Regions from separate parts of the Homo sapiens genome. Here region 2 is linked to region 1. A link is an interaction called in ENCODE POLR2A ChIA-PET data of the cell type or tissue named here. Cell type or tissue: B cell. All regions are shown on one strand. Links, peaks and the distances in the headings refer to the core of each region. The heading gives the core; the rest is flanking DNA. Region 1 holds the start of LOC124903731 (a long non-coding RNA gene). Region 2 has its middle 49 kb from the start of PLCG2.

Evidence for each region. ChIA-PET counts read pairs that join two places held together with the same protein. Peaks named below come from ENCODE experiments on the same cell type or tissue, not always from the same donor. Only the 100,000 strongest peaks of a DNase experiment are listed, where the experiment ranks them.
Region 2: POLR2A ChIA-PET joins it to region 1 with 14 read pairs; 6 of 35 experiments call an interaction of 5 or more read pairs at or near these places.

What each region holds. Positions count from the first base shown.
Region 1 is chr16:81,823,149-81,832,677 of GRCh38, forward strand. All of the region lies in intron 2 of PLCG2 (phospholipase C gamma 2), which reads left to right. It overlaps LOC124903731 (a long non-coding RNA gene), which reads right to left and starts at 8,746. Exons shown (of 2, transcript XR_007065139.1): 1 at 8,650-8,746; 2 at 6,438-6,688. RefSeq lists enhancers at 1-57, 168-367, 8,096-8,677, 8,678-9,259. In B cell, for the core only: no CTCF peak of the experiment used is centred there; a DNase peak (open chromatin) is centred at 4,999; H3K4me3 peaks cover 1,422 bases; H3K27ac peaks cover 4,834 bases.
Region 2 is chr16:81,725,890-81,735,418 of GRCh38, forward strand. No RefSeq gene overlaps it. Among named protein-coding and RNA genes, the nearest start is that of PLCG2, 49 kb to the right of the region's middle. In B cell, for the core only: a CTCF peak has its summit at 4,534 (motif pointing left); DNase peaks (open chromatin) are centred at 3,718 and 4,612; H3K4me3 peaks cover 1,037 bases; H3K27ac peaks cover 890 bases.

The DNA.
Region 1 (9,529 bases), core at 3,035-8,034:
CCTTATGGTCATTTTTATGTTTCTTCCCTTCTGATCTGGATGGATTGTTTTCAGTTCAGCCTAGGGGAGGTCTGGCTTCCCCGGGGCTTTACCTCGAGACTGGATCTCTGCAGTCAGGCCTCTGGTGAGCCCCTGTGGCCGGGGCAGCTGCAGCAGAGAGGCTTCCTCTCTCGACAGAAACGCAGAAGTGAGCTGCTTGCTCGCAGAGGCCAGGCTTCCTGTCTGGCCAGTCCCTGAAATGCTGCTCCCCACCCCTCGCCCCATGAGAGTCCAGGTGAAGATTGAGTGGGGGTAGGGGCTGCACTGTCTGATCTCTGAAGTGAGCCCCTTCCTGTCTAGCTTGGATTTGTGTTGAAGGCTTTAAGATGACTGTTTTCTTGTTTATTTACTTTTAAGAGACAGGATCTGGCTCTGTCGCCCAGGCTGGAGGGCAGTAGTGTGATCATAGCTCACTGTAGCCTCAAACTCCTGGGCTCAAGCGATCTTCCCGCCTCAGTCTCTCAAGTAGCTGAGACTACAGATGTGCACCACCATGCCCAGCTAATTTTTTTTTTTTTTCCCTGTAGAGACAGGGTCTCTCTATGTTGCCCAGGCTGGCCTTGAATTCCTGGCCTCAAGCAATCCCCTGACCTCGGTGTCCCAAAGTGCTGGGATTCCAGGCATGAACCACTGCACCCAGACAATTCTTTTCTTTTCTTTTTTTTCCTTCCTTCTTTTCTTTTCTTTTTTCTTCCTTCTTTTCTTTCCTCCCTTCCTTCCTTTCCTTCCATCCTTTCTTCCTTCCTTCCTCCCTTCCTCCTTTCCCTTTCCCTTTCCTTCCTTCCTTCTTTTCCTTCTTTTTCTGTTTCTTTTTCTTTTTCCTTTCCTTTCCTTTCCTTTCCTTTCCTTTCCTTTCCTTTCCTGTCCTGTCCTGTCCTGTCCTGTCCTGTCCTGTCCTGTCCTGTCCTTTCCTTTCTTTCCCTCCTTCCCTCCCTCCCTCCCTCTCTTTCTCTCTTTCTTTCTTTCATGGAGTTTCACTCTTGTCACCCAGGCTGGAGTGCAATGGCGTGATCTCAGCTCACCGCAACCTCCACCTCCCGGCTTCAAGCAATTCTCCTCCCTCAGCCTCCCAAGTAACTAGGATTATAGGCATGCGTCACCACACCTGGCTAATTTGTGTATTTTTAGTAGAGACAAGGTTTCACCACGTTGGCCAGGCTGGTCTTGAACTCCTGATCTTAAGTAATCCACCCACCTCAACCTCCCAAAGTGCTGGGATTACAAGCGTGAGCCACTGCACATGGCCCCAGCCACTTATTTTCTTGTGATTTGTCAGCAAACAGCCTCTGGGGTTGTGACTGCTGGAAAGCACCTCCAGCTTTTGTGGAGCCAGGTGTGGCTGGCACTTTTCGTTGGGATCATGTTTGGATCTCCCTCAGGCCTTCTCACCATGTTCCTCGTGTGCCACACTGGTGAGATAACGGGGTGTGGGAGAGACTGGGCATTCAGATTCAGCGGTTATAATTAAAGGGCAACACTGAGGCCAGGATGGCTGGGATCCTCTCGTAGCTGCCATGTGACCTCTGGCCTTTTTGTCCTTCCCCATGATGTCACCTTTCATTGGATGGTGACTCCCTGCACATACCCCCAAAGGTGTCCATGTCCTAATCTTTGGAACCTGTGGATATGTTACATTATGTGGCAAAGGAGATTTTTGCATGTGTGATTAAGGGAAAGATCTTGAGATGGGGAGATTCTCCTGCATGACCCAGGTAGGCCCAATGTAATTACAAGGATCTTTAAAAGAGGAAGGTAGGAGGTCACAGTCAGGGAGAGAGAGCAGGATTCTGGCTTTGAAGGTGGAGGAAGGGGCCACAAGCCAAGAAATGCAGGTGGCCTCTAGAGCTGGGAAAGGCAATGGGTGGATTCCCCCTTGGAGCCTCCAGAAGGAACACAGCCCTGCTGACTCCTTGGTCTTAGCCCAGCGAGACCCGTTTTGGAAATCAGACCTGCATAATTGCAAGATGGTAAATTTGTGTTGTTGTAAGCCACTAGGTTTGTGGGGCCATCCTGGCCTCAGTGATGCTTATTTGGGAGTGTGTTTTTTTCCTATTACTGCTCTAATCTTTTAAATTAGATCTGAAGAGATGCTCTAATTTTTTTTTTTTTTTTTTTTTTTGAGACAGAGTCTCACTCTGTCACCCAGGCTGGAGTGCAATGGCATGATCACAGCTCACTGCAACCTCTGTCTCCTGGATTCAAGCCATTCTCTTGCTTCAGCTTCCCAAGTAGCTGGGACTACAGGCATGGCATGCGCCAGCACACCTGGCTAGTTTTTTGTATTTTTAGTAGAGACAGGGTTTCACCATGTTGGCCAGGCTGGTCTCCAACTCCTGACCTCAGGTGTTCCACCTGCCTCGGTCTCCCAAAGTGCTGGGATTATAGGCGTGAGCCACCGCGCCCAGCCCGAGATGCTCTAATCTTTTAGAGCAGTAATAGTAGGTTGGTGCAAATGTAATTGCAGTTTAATTGTAACTTTAATGGCAAAAATTGTGACAACTTTTGCACTCATCTAATAGGAAACACACTCCCACGTAACCATCTCCTGAGATCCCTTTCCTTGACCCATTCGGTAAATATTTACTGAGCCCCTCCACATGCTGGAGACTCTGCTTGTCACCAGATTGACCAAAGCAAGGTCTTGTCCTTCAGGGGTTCAAGTCTTAGGAAGACAGAGACAAGATGACAAGGCTAAGATTGTCACATAGGGTGTTAGGTGGATCGTAGAGAAAGAAGACATAGAAATCAGATGGCATTGGACCAGAGAAATTTTCTCAGATGTCAGTGAAAGGAGCTTTGAACTTGGAGCGAGCTCTGGAAATGTTGTCTGGTCGCACTGGGTATCTAGTAAATATTTCAAACTCAACGTGTCCAAAATGGAATTTGTCACCAAAACAACGGAGATCTCTGCCTTTAAAACCTATTCCTCCAGTTTTCCCCATTGTGGTAAGAGATACCACCATCCAGCCAGGTCCCCATGCCAGAAAGCTAGAGTCCTCCTCGGCCCCTTTGCCACCTTCATTTCTGGCATCATGTCCACCTCCTGGTTCTTGGGGTTCATCACTGTTTGGAGATGTGCTTCCCTCTGCCACGGCAAGGCTCCAGGATCCTAGGCTCAGAGATGGGGGAACCGAGAAAAGCATCAAGTATGATCTGTGTCCTCACCTAGGTGCAGTAGGAGGTCAGTGTAGGGGTCCATGGGCAGGTTCCCTGGGCTCCAGTTTCAGCTCTGCACTTACCAGTGTGACCTTGAGGTCAAAGTGCTCGACCTCGTGTGCCTCAGTCTCCTCACTGATAAAATCGCAATAATAGTAGGACCTATCTCACAGCAGTGTTTTAGAATTCAATGTAACAAGCACTTAGAATAACACATGTTCAGTCAGTGATAGTGGTGGTTGTTGGAGGAAGCTTCTCTACAATACTCAGTGCTTCAAATGGTGATAGCAGCAGCCACTCATTAACCACGTCCTCTCAGTGGTCTTATTAACCTCTGTCCTTGGCGCTTTAAAAATCCTCCTCATGCTTTTTGACGAGTCTACCCATTTTATAGATGGGGAAACTGAGTTTCATAAAGTAGCAAGAACCTTCCCAAAGCCACTTAGCTGGAACAGCTTTACCGTGATTTTCTAGTATGACTCTCAAGGCTGCCGGAGACAATTTTGAGTAATTGCTGGGTTTTTAAAAAGTTCTTCTTCTGTATCCATTTGAGGTCTTGGTTTATCCCTGCTGGAGATCCGCAGAACCAGCCTCCTGCCTCCTGTGGATCCGATGAGATGACTGAAGATAGGACACTTGATCCTGGACTTGTTTCTACTTCCAGCCTCCCTGTTCCCCTAGGGAATTTCCTCATGTTTTGCAGATTCCTAAGCCCCATGATTGTGCTGTGGCCTAGGGCTGCATGTCCTTGTTGACCTTGCGCTGAAATAAGACTCAGGGGATGCCCCTCAACGGGATGTGTGGTAAGGTGCATGGTTAATCTCATACATTATAGAGGATTGCTGGGTTTTTTTTTTTTTGGGGACAGGGTCTCACTCTGCCACTGAGGCTGGAGTGCAGTGGTGCCACTATCGCTCACTGCAGCCTCAGCTTCCCAGGATCAAGTGATCTTATCTCAGTCTCCCAAGTACCTGGGACCACAGGTGTATGCTCCCATGCGCAGCTATTTTTTGTATTTTTTTTTTGGTAGAGCTGGGGTTTTGCCATGTTTCCCAGGCTGATCTCGAACTCCTAGGCTCAAGGAGTTCACCTGTCTTGGCTTCCCAAAGGGCTGGGATTACAGGCATGAGTCACTGTACCCGGCCTGCATTTATTTCTTTAAAATCCTACTTCCTCTGTTTCAGATGAGGGATCAGAAACATAAATACCTGCAGGCAGCTGGATAGGTGACCTAAATAAGAGAAGCAGGTTGTATCTAGGGGACAAATGACAATAAACACAGGCTGCACACTGGGAAAGTTCTAAGGGTGGTGGGAACCGTGGTTAACGGGGAGTCAGTGCATGTGTGCCTGGTGTAAAGTGGACAGATCCTACGTCATGCTGCAGGCTCAGGGTCCACAGATCTGCAGTTGGAAATGTAGGTTGTTACTGTGAAATCTCCTCATTTAAAAAAAAGCGTTGACGCCGCCAGGCACGGTGGTTCATGCCTGTAATCCCAGCACTTTGGGAGGCCAAGGTGGGTGGATCACCTGAGGTCGGGAGTTCAAGTCCAACCTGATCAACATGGAGAAACCCCGTCTCTACTAAAAATACAAAAGTAGCCAGGCATGGTGGCGGATGCCTGTAATCCCAGCTCTTTGAGAGGCTGAGGAAGGAGAATTGCTTGCACCTGGGAGGCGGAGCTTGCACTGAGCCGAGATCATGCCATTGCACTCCAGCCTGCGCAACAAGAGCAAAACTCCGTCTCAAAAAAAAAAAAAAAAAAAAAAGTTGACTCATTGAAACACACAAATAAGCAAAATGATCTTCACCTGACAAAACACTCCTGTACCCTGATGCAGTTCCCAGGCCAACAACTTGTGAAGTCTGTTCCAGACTGTTGAGAAATGTCATTTTTTTTTTTTTTTTTTTTTTTTTTTTGAGACAGAATCTTGCTCTGTCACCCAGGCTGGAATGCAGTGGTGTGATCTCGGCTCACTGCAAGCTCCGCCTCCCAAGTACACGCCATTCTCCTGCCTCAGCCTCCTGGGACTACAGGTGCCTGCCACCACGCCCGGCTAATTTTTTTGTATTTTTAGTAGAGACTGGGTTTCACCATGTTAGCCAGGATGGTCTCGATCTCCTGACCTCGTGATCCACCCATCTCGGCCTCCCAAAGTGGTGGGATTACAGGCGTGAGCCACCGCACCCGGCCGAGAAGCGTCATTTTTATTCTGTGCTGTGGTGTGGTGCCTCTTCCTTTGCTTTTATGAGCTGCAGTTTTGATCAGCGAGTCCTTGCGGGTCAGCAGAGGGTCTTGAGAAAAGGTTGCTTTTACAACCTTAAGCAAGTTATAAAAGTCGTCTGAGACTCAGTTTCCTCATATAGAAGCCAGCCGTCACAGCCTCAGCCTTCCGAAGCTGCTGTGATGATTGAACAATGTGGCATTTTCCTGAGTGCCTGGTGAAGTCGGGTACATAGAAGGTTTCAACAAATGTGAATTTATTTCCCCTTAACTTGCATTCCTTTTTCTTTTCTGAATGCCGAGGTGGGTGGATCATGAGTTCAGGAGATAAGAGGCTGTATCTTACCAACTGCATTCTGATTTTACAGGAGATCACAGAATGAATTTCCTGTGTGGGCCATTCTCTCAAACATTGCTAGTCTCAGGAATAGTCAGAAAAGCACAGGACCTGGCTTTTAATGATGACAAGGACTGCCCCCTCTGCCCTGTCTTTTTTGTATCTGTGATTTTCATTCATTAATGGGGTAGTTAGTAGTTTTTATTTTATTTTATTTTTTTTGAGACGGAGTCTGGCTCTGTCACCCAGGCTGGAGTGCAGTGGCACGATCTCGGCTCACTGCAACCTCTGTCTTCCGGGTTCAAGCGATTCTCCTGCCTCAGCCTCCTGAGTAGCTGGGATTACATGCACACACCAACGTGCCCGGCTAATTTTTGTATTTTTAGTAGAGATGGGATTTCACCCTGTTGGTCAGGCTGGCCTTGAACTCCTGACTTCAGGTGATCTGCCCGCCTCGGCCTCCCAAAGTGCTGGGATTACAGGCGTGAGCCACCGTGCCTAGCCAGTTTCACCATGTTGACCAGGCTAGTCTCGAACTCCTAAGCTCAGGTGATCCACCCTCCTTGGCCTCCCGAAGTGTTGGGATTACAGGTGTGAGCCACCACACCCGGCCCATTTCTCTGTTTTATATTGCCATGATACCTTTGCCAAAAGTGAGAAATTAACATTACCACATCGCTATCAAAGTTCCAGAATTTATTTGGACTTTAACAGTTTCTCCTCGTATGTTCTCCTTCTGTTCCAGGATTCATCCAGGACACCACATTGCACCTAGTTTTTGTTTATTTCCATCGATATGTAGAGGTGTTTCTTTCTTTTGAATTGCTGTAGAGCATTCCATTGGTGACAAGAGCCATTTTGTCCACTCTCTCCTGCTGGGCATTTGTGCTGAGTCCCTTTCTCCTTTGAAATTGCAGAGGGTGCTGTGGTAGCTGTGGATGGGGAAGGAACCTCTGAGTGGGGGGGCGTGTGTATTTCCAGCCTCAGTAGTGAGTGCCAAATCGCTCTCTAGGGGGCTTATTCTACCTCTCGGTGGCATCCCCACTAGGTGCCAGGCACTTTCCTGCTGTGGACCCATGAACGGGCAGTGCTGTCTTGCCTTCAAGGAGTGGAGAGATTAAATATATAATAGTGGCCGGGTGCAGTGGCTCATGCCTATAATCTCAGCACTTTGGGAGGCTGAGGCAGGGGGATCACTTGAGCCCAGGGATTTGAGAATAGCCTGGGTAACATGATGAAACCCTGTCTCTACAAAAAGTACAAAAATTAGCCAGGCATGTTGGCACGCATCTGTGGTCCCAGCTACTTAGGAGTCTGAGGTGGGAAGATCACCTAAGCCCAGGAGGTTGAGGCTGTAGTGAGCTGTGATCATGCCACTCACTCCAGCAGTGTCTTGTCTTTTTCTTCTTCTTTTTTCTTGAGACAGAGTCTTGCTCTGTGGCCCAGGCTGGAGGGCAGTGGTGCTACTTTTGGCTCACTGCAACCTCCACTTCTTGGGTTCAAGCGTTTCTTGTGCCTCAGCCTTCCAAGTAGCTGGGATTATAGGCGCATGCCACCACCACTGGCTAATTTTTGTATTTTTATTAGAGACAGGATTTCACCACGTTGGCCATGCTGGTCTTGGAACTCCTGACCTCAAGTGATCCATAGGCCTCAGCCTCCCAAAGTGCTGGGATTACAGGCATAAGCCCCCATGCCTGGTAAGACTGTGTCTTAAAAAACAACAACAAAAAAATGTGTGGGGTGTGTGTGTGTGTGTGTGTATATATATATATACACACATATATTTTATATATGTATATATATGAATGAAATGGCAAAATCATCTGCCAAGGGCTGCAGCTGACTCCAGAGGACCCTGGAGGAGACTGACAGACACAGTGTGTGATAGTGGAGGGGGATGGGAAGGGTGAGGGGGGCATCGGGCTTCTGGATGACTGAGGGTATATGCAAGTGCAGAGACAGCGTGACTAGAATGTCCAGGCAGGAGAGGGGAGATGGACAGGCACTGCGGGTCATGAGGGTTTCAGAGAGCATACGCAGTGTGTCCCAGCTGGTGACAACCTTGCTCTTCCTACAACCAACCATACACATTTCCATCTTGGGGCCTTTGCATTTACTATTTGCTCTGCCTGAAATATTCTATCTCAGACATCAGCCCAGATGTCACCACCTCTGGGGAGGCCTCCCTGATAACACCTTCTATGAGAGCCCCTCCCTCCTGGTCACACACCATGCTTTGCTCTTCTTTGGTTTAGTTTTTGTAGCACTTGTGATTGCCAAGTGTAATAAATATTGACTTGTCTCTGTCTCCTCCTATTAGAATGTAATTCTTCGAGGCCAGGAATTTGGTCTGTTTTATTCATAGCTGTATCCCCAGCTCCCAGAACAGTGCCTGGCACGCTGGCTTTTACCTACTCTTTGTTGACCTAATGGCTGAATGAACGGACGTGACCATCATCGTGAGAATCTGTGGATAATAGCAGCAAACATTTAAACACAGGCTGTGTGCCAGGCACTGCACTAAGCACTTGGCCATGAACTTGGTCTCCTTAAATCCTCATGTCAATGCCACGAAACTGGCCCTCTCTATTTGTCTCAGTTTTACACCTGGGGACATGGTGGGGTTAGTATTTGAACCTCATCCAACCCCATACTCCAGTTGGGACCCCTGGCTGGGTCTCTGACCAGTGCTGGGAAAGAGGGAGGCAGGTAGATTTCAGCCCCAAGCTGTGGAGTCCAGCAGGCATTTGTACCCCGAGTGGGACTCAGATCCTTGTGTTAGGGGGAACTTAGGCCAGAAGTGCCTGGGCTAGAGGGTAATGGGGACCCCAGGAGGCTCCCCGCTCTTGCCCCAATCCTGCCTTGTCTGAAAGGGAAGGAAGGCTCTTACCTTCTAGCTGTCTGCAACAGGAACTGCCGGGAGGCCACGCTAGCCATCCCCCAACTTTGGTTTGCAAAACTCTGAGCCTGGTGGGGAAATGAAGGGCTGGCTTGCTAACCACAAATGAAGACTCATTTGCACAGGCAAAGCGGGGGCAGGGGTGACTCCTCTTGCCCTAGCGGAAGGGACTGACTTCTGCAGGCTGCTGTCTTGCTGGAGCCAGTCATGCCCCACCATTGAGCCTGGGCACTCGGACACAGTTACCAGCAGTGGGCTTTGTCGTCCTCCGGCCTCAGTCTTCTCCTTTGATAAATGGAGGGGGGGAATAGTGATATTGTGGCGATTCTGTGGCACTCAAATGAGGAAATGCACATAAAGCCTTTGCTCAGTGCCTGACTCATGGTGAATACTTGGGGGGATATTCACCATCATTGTTAACAGTGGTAGTGGTCAGAGGTGGCAGTCACCATCAGAGCCTCTCTCCTGGGCTCCGCTCCACATGGCAGCCACATTTTAGGAATAATCCTCAGATTAAGCAAAAGAGGTTAAGTGAATATTCCCTAATGCATGCTCTTCTTTTCCTTTTTGAGTAGAATCTGTCCCCACCCTGCCTTTTTTTGAGACACGATCTCACTCTATCACCCAGGTGGGAGCGCAGTGGCATGATCACGGCTCACTGCAACCTCTGTCTCCTGGGTTCAAGCTATCTTCCCACCTCAGCCTCCCAGGTAGCTGGGACTACTGATGTGCACTACCATGCCCAGCTAATTTGTGTGTGTGTGTGTATGTATTTTTTGTGGAGATGGGATTTTGCCGTGTTGCCCAGGCTGGTCTTAAACTGCAGAGCTGAAGCCATTCTCCTGCCTCAGCCTCCCTTAGTGCTGGGATT
Region 2 (9,529 bases), core at 2,636-7,635, 98 kb before region 1:
TCCACACCTGGCTAATTTTTTTGTATTTTTAGTAGAGATGGGGTTTCACCATGTTGGCCAGGCTGGTCTCAAACTCCTGACCTCAGGTGATCCGCCTGCCTTGGCCTCCCAAAATGCTGTGACAATATATTTTATTTAACCTCACATATCCAAAATATTATCATTTCAATGTGTAGTCAATATAAAAAATGACTAATGAGATAGTTTATGTATTTTTCCCCCATACTAAGTCTCAAAATCTGGTGTGTGTCTTGCATTTAGAGCACGACTCAGTTCACACCAGCTACATTTCAAGTGCTCAGTAGCGGCCATCTATACCTGGTGGCTGCTGTGTAGACAATGCAGTTCTAGAATTTCTATAAACCAGTAGCCAAGGCAGTGGCCACATAATAAGGAGTGTGGCACTGACCGGGTGCAGTGGCTCATGCCTGTAATCCCAACACTTTGGGAGGCTGAGGCAGGCGGATCACTTGAGATCAGGAGTTTGAGATCAGGCTGGCCAACACAGTGAAACCCCATCTCTACTAAAAATAGAAAACTTAGCCGGGCATGGTGGCAGGTGCCTGTAGTCCCAGCTACTTGAGAGGCTGAGGCAGGAGAATTGCTTGAACCCCGGAGGCAGAGGTTGCAGTGAGCCAAGATCATGCCACTGCACTCCAACCTAGGCGACGGAGCAAGACTTCATCTCAAAAACAAAACAAAACAAAAAACAAACAAACACAAGAAAAGGAATTGGGGCACTGAGGGGGCAGGAATTGAGACAGCATTTACATGTTGGTAAAATCTTTCTACTTAGCATGCATGTTTACGGAGAGGCTTTCCAAGCCACCGGGGAGCACTGTCCCATCAAACCCCAAGCACTAAAGGTCTCAGGCATGACCTCCTGGAATGGGTTCTGGCAGAATGGACTTGCAGAGGTAAGATTCCCAGGTCTACCCCAAAGTCTCAATTGAGAGCCAGCATCTGTCTCTTGCAATTGATTTTTTAAAATAAGAGTATATTCATTTACAAAGGACTTGTAGATCATAACCGTGCACCCGTGGAATAAATGAATGAATGAATGAAAAATGCCAGTGTGAAGAACAGAAAGCAGCTCTTCTCATGGAATGAGGGGCGGTGGATCGGGCATCTGACCTACATCTAAACTCAGGGGTTGGGCAACGAGACTGGAATTTTGATCTTGGGCTGCAGACCATCAGAGATGTGCCTGGGGCAGGCAGTTGTAGACTCAGTCAGAGCTGCATCCTTATTAGACGTGGATCCCAAAGTGCATCCAGAGCCCCCGTTTCCACTGCCCATCATCCCATCAGGAGAGGGCCCTGCCTTTGCTTCTCACAGCCTTTCATTCATCCAGTCACCCATTCATTTATTCACTGAGCACAATGTATCAAGTAGAACCTTTAAAAAGTTGTGCTAAGTGGAAGAGGCCAGTCACAAAAGTCCACATAATGTGTGATTCCATTTATACGAACATCCAGAGTGTCTATAGAAACAGAAAGTAGGTTAGTGCTTGCTTAGGGCTGAGGGGGATGGGGGATAGGAGGGTGACTGCCCACAGGTACAGGGTATCATTTTTGGGTAATGAAAAGGTTCTAAAATCGACCATGATGATGTCTGCACAGTTCTGAATACACTAAATACCATTGCAGTGCACACTTTCTAAGGGTGAATTGAACGGTGTGTCAATTAAACCTCAATAAGGCCATCTAAAAATATGTGTTGAGCACTTACTGTGTGTTGGGCACACTGGGGACTCAGGAGTGAATGGAACTAATGCCATCCTCACCCTCAGGCCACATACAGTGTGGGGATGGAGGCAGCTGCTAAACAAATGATCATACAAATCATTTTCCTTTTTGTTTTGCATTCTATTTTGTTTTTAATGGACACTGTAAACCAAAAATAAAATTGTAAGGCCCTGCAACCTTCTGAATGGACCCCTCCTCTAGGCCAAGGACATTCTAGAATGAACCTGAAAATCTAGTTCAGGCCGTCATGGAAGAGGGGGTTGGACATTTCTTATTATACCCTCCAGCTTTAACACAGACCTTAAGTCTGATAAGAAACATTTACAATCTATTCTCTCTGAAGCCTGTTACGTGAAGGCACCATCTGCATGATAACACCTTGGTCTCTACAACCCATATGGCAACTCAGACCTTTTCTTTTCTTTTCTTTTCTTTTCTTTTCTTTCTTTCTTTCTTTCTTTCTTTCCTTCCTTCTTTCCTTCCTTCCTCCATCCCTCCCTCCCTCCCTTTCTTTCTGTCTTTCTGTCTTTCTCCTTCCTTCCTTTTTTTTTTTTTTTGAGACAGAGTCTCTCTCTGTCGCCCAGGCTGGAGTGCAGTGGCGCCATCTCGGCTCACTGCAAGCTCCGCCTCCTGGGTTCACGCCATTCTCCTGCCTCAGCCTGCCGAGTAGCTGGGACTACAGGTGCCTGCCACCATGCCTGGCTAATTTTTTTGTATTTTTAGTAGAGACGGGGTTTCACTGTGTTAGCCAAGATGGTCTTGATCTCCTGACCTCATGATCAGCCTGCCTCGGCCTCCCAAAGTGCTGGGATTACAAGCGTGAGCCACCACGCCCGGCTGTCTTTCTTTCTTTCTTCCTTCCTTCCTTTCCGTGAGCCAGCATGCCCTTCCTCCCTCCTCCCTCCCTCCCTTCCTTCCTTCCTTCCTCTCTCTCTCCTTCCTTCCTTCCTCCCTGCCTTTCTTTCCTTCCTTCCCTTCCTTCCTTCTTTTCTTCCTTTCTTTCCTTCCTTCCTTTCTTCCCTCCCTCTCTTTCCTTCTTTCCTTCCTTCCTTCCTTTCTTTCTCTTTCTTTCTTCACAGGGTCTCACTGTGTTGCCCAGGCTGGACTGCAGTGGCATGATCTTGTCTTACTGTAACCTCCACCTCCCAGGTTCAACCCACCTCAACCTGCCAAGTAGCTGCAGTTACAGGCATGTGACCCCACACCTGGCTAATTTTTGTATTTTTAGTAGAGATGGGGTTTTACCATGTTGTGCAGGCTGGTCTCGAACTCCTGACCCCAAGTGATCCACTCACCTCAGCCTCCCAAACTGCTGAGATTACAGGCGTGAGCCACGGCACCCGGCCACGACTCAGACATTTCTTACTACCGATAATAACTTTTCAACCAATTGGCAATCAGAAAAATTTACATCCATCTACAACCTGGAAGGCCCTGCACACTTTGAGTTGTCCCACGCTTCCAGATGGAACCAATGTCAGTCTTACACATATTGACGTATTACGCCTCCCTAAAATGTATAAAAACAAGCTGTACCTTGACCTCCTTCGACACATTCAGGATCTCCTGAGGCTGTGTCACCGGCACGTCCTTAAACTTGGCAAAATAAACTCTCTAAATTGATTGAGCCCTGTCTCAGATACTTTGGGGTTCACAATACTTGGCAATGGTACATATTTATGGTTTCCATACATGTATACATTGTGTAATGATCAAATCAGGGTAACCAGCAAATCCATCACCCCAAACCTTGATCATTTCTTTGTGGTGAGAACATTCAGACGTCTCTTGTCGCTGTTTGGAAACACACACCACGTTATTGTTAACTGTCCTCACCCTGGGGACAGCAAGGAGGGCCGAAAGGAAGTGCAGGCTGCTGTGAGCGCCTTCAAGAGGGGGCAGCACTGAGCTCACCTGCGAGCCTAGGCCTGGAGAGCAGCTGGAGTCTCCAGCCCGAGGGGAGGCGGAGGAGGAAACTGCCTTGCAGGCAGAGGGAAGAGCATGTGCGGAGGCCCCGAGGCAGAGCCTGGCAATTCGTCGGCGGAACAGATGCTGGAAGTGGGGAGGAGGAGGAGGAGGAACAGGAGGAGGTACGGGGGTCTGGGCCGCTGTAGAGAGCCGAGGCCTCTGAAGTCTCAGCACTAGGGCAGTGGGAAGCTGTTACAGGGTAGACGCCCGGGATGTGGGAGGGGCTATATGATAATCTGGGAGGTTTTTTGTTTTTTTTTTTTTTTTTTTTTGAGATGGAGTTTTGCTCTTGTTGCCCAAGCTGGAGTGCAATGGCGTGATCTCGGCTCACCGCAACCTCCGCCTCCCGGGTTCTAGTGATTCTTCTGCCTCAGCCTCCCGTGTAGCTGGGATTACAGGCATGCGCCACCATGCCCAGCTAATTTTTGTACTTTTAGTAGAGACGGGGGTTTCACCTTGTTGGTCAGGCTGGTCTCGAACTCCCGACCATAGATGATGCGCCCGCCTTGGCCTCCCAAAGTGCTGGGATTGCAGGCGTGAGCCACTGCGCCCGGCCTGGGAGTTGTTCTGTATTGTGGAGTAAAGGGAGGCAGAGGTGAAGCCATCGAGAGAGCAGCGAGCTCATCGCTCCCCACATTCTATTAAAATGCACATTCTCCCGGGAGGGGGTTTCCAGTTAATGAAACAGGAAGCGAGGTCTGTTGAGCTTGCAACCAGCTGAGAGCAATTTGAGGACAAAAGGGAAGGGCGGGAAGAAGCGGGATCTCGGGAAGGTGGCAGGCAGGTGAGAGCCTGGCTGGCCCGTTCACGCCTGTCTGCCCCTGGTGGCCAGGACGGGAAGGTCAGAGGACAGGGTCGGAGGCGCCAACGCTCCTGGGGTCCCAGCTGCTGCAGATCCGGGCTGGGGCTGGGCCTGGCCGCTGCTGGGGGCGGGAGGCAATTCCCAGCCCCGGGCCGGTGACGTCAACGTTGTCATGGAGACCCGGCTTCCCTGCCCAGCGTTGCAGCTGCGGGAGCCCGGGCTGGGAGGCTCTGTGAGGCTGAGGGAAGCAGAGGGCACAGACCTGGGTCCTGCAGGCGGTGGCTCCACCTAAGAGCACAACCCTGCCAGAGGCAGGATGCCCAGAATGGGCGGGGCTCCCTGCTGCACCCAGCCCGCCCCGACCCTTGCCGCCCAGACGTGGCTTCGGCCTTGCGCTGGCTCCTGGGGTAGCGGATGGGGAACCCCCTGAGATGGGGGCCCAGGCTTCCCCACCTTGGGGTCCAGGGACTGCCCTCTCAGGGGCGGACTCAGTCCCCAATCTGGAAGTTGTCTTGGCATAAGAGTGTTCTGGCATGCTCCTGTCGTCGTCCCCTTAACAGGAGTGTTTCCGGACCAAACTGAGGGTGGGGCTGCTTATTCTCGCGGCCCAATAACGAGATGCAGATGAACGGGGAAAGGAAGGAGTTGATTTCTGTAACCGGGTGCAGGGAGAAGGCCTGGAAATTATCCCCAGACCAACTCAAAATTACAAAGTTTTCCAGAGATTATGTACCTTCTAAGCTATATGTCTACGTCTGAGTGTGTATTCATCTAAAGACATAAGTGATTAACTTCTTTCTTTCTTTCTTTTTTTTTTTTGGAGACGGAGTTTCACTCTGTCACCCAGGCTGGAGTGCAGTGCACTGCAGTTCACTGCAACCTGTGCCTCCTGTGTTCAAGCAATTCTCCTGCCTCAGCCTCCTGAGTAGCTGGGATTACAGGCATGCACCACCCCGCCCAGGCTAATTTTTCTATTTTTAGTAGAGACAGGGTTTCACCATGTTGGTCAGGCTGGTCTCGACCTTCTGATCTTGTGATCCAACCACCTGGGCCTCCCAAAGTGCTGGGATTACAGGCTTGAGCCACCATGCCTAGCCGTGATTAACTTCTATAACTAAGGTCTGAGTCCTGAAGCTCTTCCTCTGGAGCCTCAGTAAATTTATTTAATCTAAATGGGTCCAGGTGCTGCGGTGATTACCCTTATCTTGTCTCCTGCTAAATCATGGGGGTTTGGGGAGTTCCTTCAGACCCCCAATAAACTTGCCTGTGGAGGCCTGGGGAGTTATTTCAGACCCCCAGTAAAACTTGTTTAATCCTAAACAGGTCCTGTTAAGAATTCCTTCGTTATCCTGTCATGCTTCAAGGCCCAGGAAAGGCCCAGGCAAAACTCTTGGTGGGCTTTTGTGACATTCCAGCCTTTGTAGAAGGGCACTGGCTCTCTCAGCTATTAATGTTTCACTGAACTACTCGGTCAGTGCCGAAGCCGTTGTGATGAAGCCTGCGTTAGTGAGACCCGGCCTGCACAGGAGCACATGAAGAGGGAACCAGAAGCCTCTTACTGACCTCCTTCCACTCCCCCCGTTCTGTTTCCAATGCCTATTCACTAAGGAACATTGACCGAGCCCCTCCTTGTGCCAAGCAGTGTCCTGAATGCTTTATGAGGTCACGGAATCCTCCCTGTGGCCCCAGGACCTACAAGGGACATTTTGGAAGCCGCTGGTTTATTTATTGTTGAGCACATATGTGTTCACACATGTGTTCCCTGGAGCACATGTGTGAAATGGTGTTCTTCTTGGCGCTATGGACTGCTCTGTCAAATCTTTCCAGTTTGTTTTTTTAATAGATGTATTTTTTGTTTTTGGAGACAGGGTCTCACTCTGTCACCCAGGCTGAGGTGCACTGGCACCATCATAGCTCACCGCACCCTCCACCTCCTGGGCTCAAGTGATCCTCCCACATCAGCCTCCTGAGTAGCTGGGACTACAGGCCAGTGCTACCATGCCTATTTTTAAATTTTTTATAGAGACGGGGTCTCACCACGTTGCCCAGGCTGGTTTCAAACTCCTGGCCTTCAGTGATCCTCCTGCCTTGGCTTCTTAAAGCACTGGGATTACAGGTGTGAGCCGCCATGCCTGGGCTTTTCCAGTTTCTTAAAATACCTTTAGTAGCACAAAGTCAGTCTAAGCTAGTTAAGACTTTGGCCTCAAAACTCAGTTCACGTTTCCTTCAGCCCCTCCCTTTTCTGAGCACCTGCCTCATTTTGCTGGGGTTGCCCTTGTCCTCCGTAGGCCATTGCTGCTTCTCTGGCTGACAACAGGGATGTTCAAATGGTGGTCCAGGTGTGAGCTTTGGGAGAGACCCCATGAGGCAGGGGTGGAGGTGATGGTCCCCAGGCCATATTCCCCCCAGCCCCTTCCCCCTGTGGGCCACCTCCCGCTGCCCCCTGCTGGGTCTCTTCTTCCTTTCTGGGTGGCATAACAGGAAGCTATCTCAGGCTTACTGCCTCCTGGTGTCCACTTGACTCCCAGAAAGTCACACTGCCCTGACCTGTAGACTGGAGGACATTGCTGTGGTCACCTCTCCCCACCCAGGCACCTCTTGCTAGCTGCCTTTCTCTAGTCCAGGCAGGCAGCATGAAGATCAAGCATCACCTGCCTTGGGCTGGGGGTGGCTGGAGGACAGGAGTGAACCCGGAACCTGGGAAGGAGATTTCCCTCTTTTTCTCTCCCTGCTCATGGACCTCAAGTCTTCTGTTGGAGGTGGGATGACATATGGAGAGAGTGGAACATTTTGCACCACTTTTTAATAAGCCCTGAAGTCGTCTTTTAGTTTTCTACCTTTAGAACATGGGGAACTCATGCCTAGATGGTGATTTCTAGACTGCTAGAGAAGGCTCACTCAGTCTCCTCTTATTTTGACCATCCATCTACCCAATGATCCATCCACCCACCCTCTATCCATCTATTCTCCATCCATCCAGCCATCTACTTATTCATCCATCTGTCCATCCTCTCTCCATCCACCCTTCCACCTACCCATCCACCCACTCACCCATCCATCCATCCATCCATCCATCCATCCGTCCATCCACCCACCCATTCATTTATCTATCTACCCATCCATCTATCCATCCATTCACCATCATCCACCCACCCATCCATCTATCCATCCACCCACCTATCCATCTATTCATCTATCCAGCCACCCATCCATCTATCCATTCACTCATTCATTCATCTATCCATACATACATTCACCATCCATCCATTCATCCATTCACCCTCCATTCATCGACGTTGACTGTACACCTACTATGTGCCAGTCACTCTGGTAGATGCTGAGGATCTAGCAATGAACAAGCAAGACCAAAATTCCCATGCTTATAAAGCTTATGTTCTGGGAGGAGTCAGGCAATAACAAAATCAACAATGAAAAGATATAGTGGGCCAGGCGTGGTGGCTGGTGCCTGTAATCCCAGCACTTTGGGAGGCTGAGGCGGTAGATCACTTGAGGTCAGGAGTTGGAGACCTACCTGGCCAACATGGTGAAACCCCATCTCTACTAAAAATACAAAAATTAGCCAGGTTTGGTGGGACCTAGCTACTCGGGAGGCTGAGGCACAAGAATCGCTTGAACCCGGGAGGCAGAGTTTGCAGGGAGCTGAGATGGTGCCATTGCACTCCAGTCTGGGTGACAGAGCGAGACTCCATCTCAAAAAAAAAAAAAAAGAGAGAGATGGAAAAGATGTAGTACCTTAAAAGGATAAATACGGTAGAGAAAAATTAATCCAAACAGGGGACTGGTGAGAGTTGAGGAGGGGTATCCAGGTGGGGCTCACTGAGAAGGTGACATTTGAGCAAAAACCTGAGGGAAGGGAGAAGGGAGCTGAGTGGGTATTTGGGGAAAGAGTATTCTAGGCAGAGGGAACAGCCAGTGCAGAAGCCCAGAGGTGGGAGTGGGCACAGAGTGTGAGGAGCAGGAGGAGGGGATGCAGCCAGGGCAGAGTGGGCACAGGGGAGGAGAGGGGAGGGCCGGGTCAGCGGCTGCTTGCGGGCCTCTGGGTGTCATTGGTTTCACTGTCCATCCGCTCGGTCCACAGTAGCTCCACATGCACTGCAGCACTTGCTGCTCACCGGGCCCCTTGCTGAGGGTTCCCCTGTGCACGTGTCATCTCATCTCCAAAATAGTCTCATCATTCTCATTTTATAGATGAGAAAACTGAGGCCTGAGCCTGTAAGGTGAACCATGAGGGATGAGAAGGGAATAGGCTGGAAGTGGGTATTTGGGGTGGGTCGGGCAGAGCCCAGGCCTACATGACATTCTCTGGGAAGAGGCAGCCAGGCCTTTGCCAAAAACCTCCCTATGGCTGCCCCAGTTGGCCCAGGTTCTTGAACCTAGAAGAACCCAAATCTTCTTGTCACAAACTCTCTTGGGGAGGCAAGAAGCTTCTCTGTTCCCAGCCTTCCAGGATGACCAGCCCCAGCGGGCGTGTGTGTGGTGGGGTGGGGGAGAGGGAGGGACAGAGCCAGGTTTTTCCTACCAGGCAGGCCCATGCAGCTTGCGCGTGGGTGGGTGAGAGAAGGGTGGGTGGTTCTTAGCAGAAGGAGATGATGCCAAATGGGCCCAGGAGGTGGCCAATAGCATCCAGAGGCCAGAGCTGCTCTGGCAGAACCAGGCACTGGCTCCATCTCACAGTGGTCCAGGGGCCACATTTGAGCCTCCCTTGGCCTGTCTTGGCAAGAAATAGAGAGCAGACATTTACAAAATGTTTGGTTATTCATTTGACAAATATTTACATGCGTCTACTGTGTGCTAGGCCCTGGGTTCTGTACTGAGTAGATGATGAGTGAGTGGGTGGATGGGTGGGTAAATGAATGAGTGGATGACTGGGTGGATGGGTAGCTGGATCAATGGATAGATAGATGGATGATGGATGAATAGATTGGTGGGTGAGTGGATGGGTGAATAAATGGGTGGGTGTATAGATGGATGTGTGGATTGTTGAGTGACT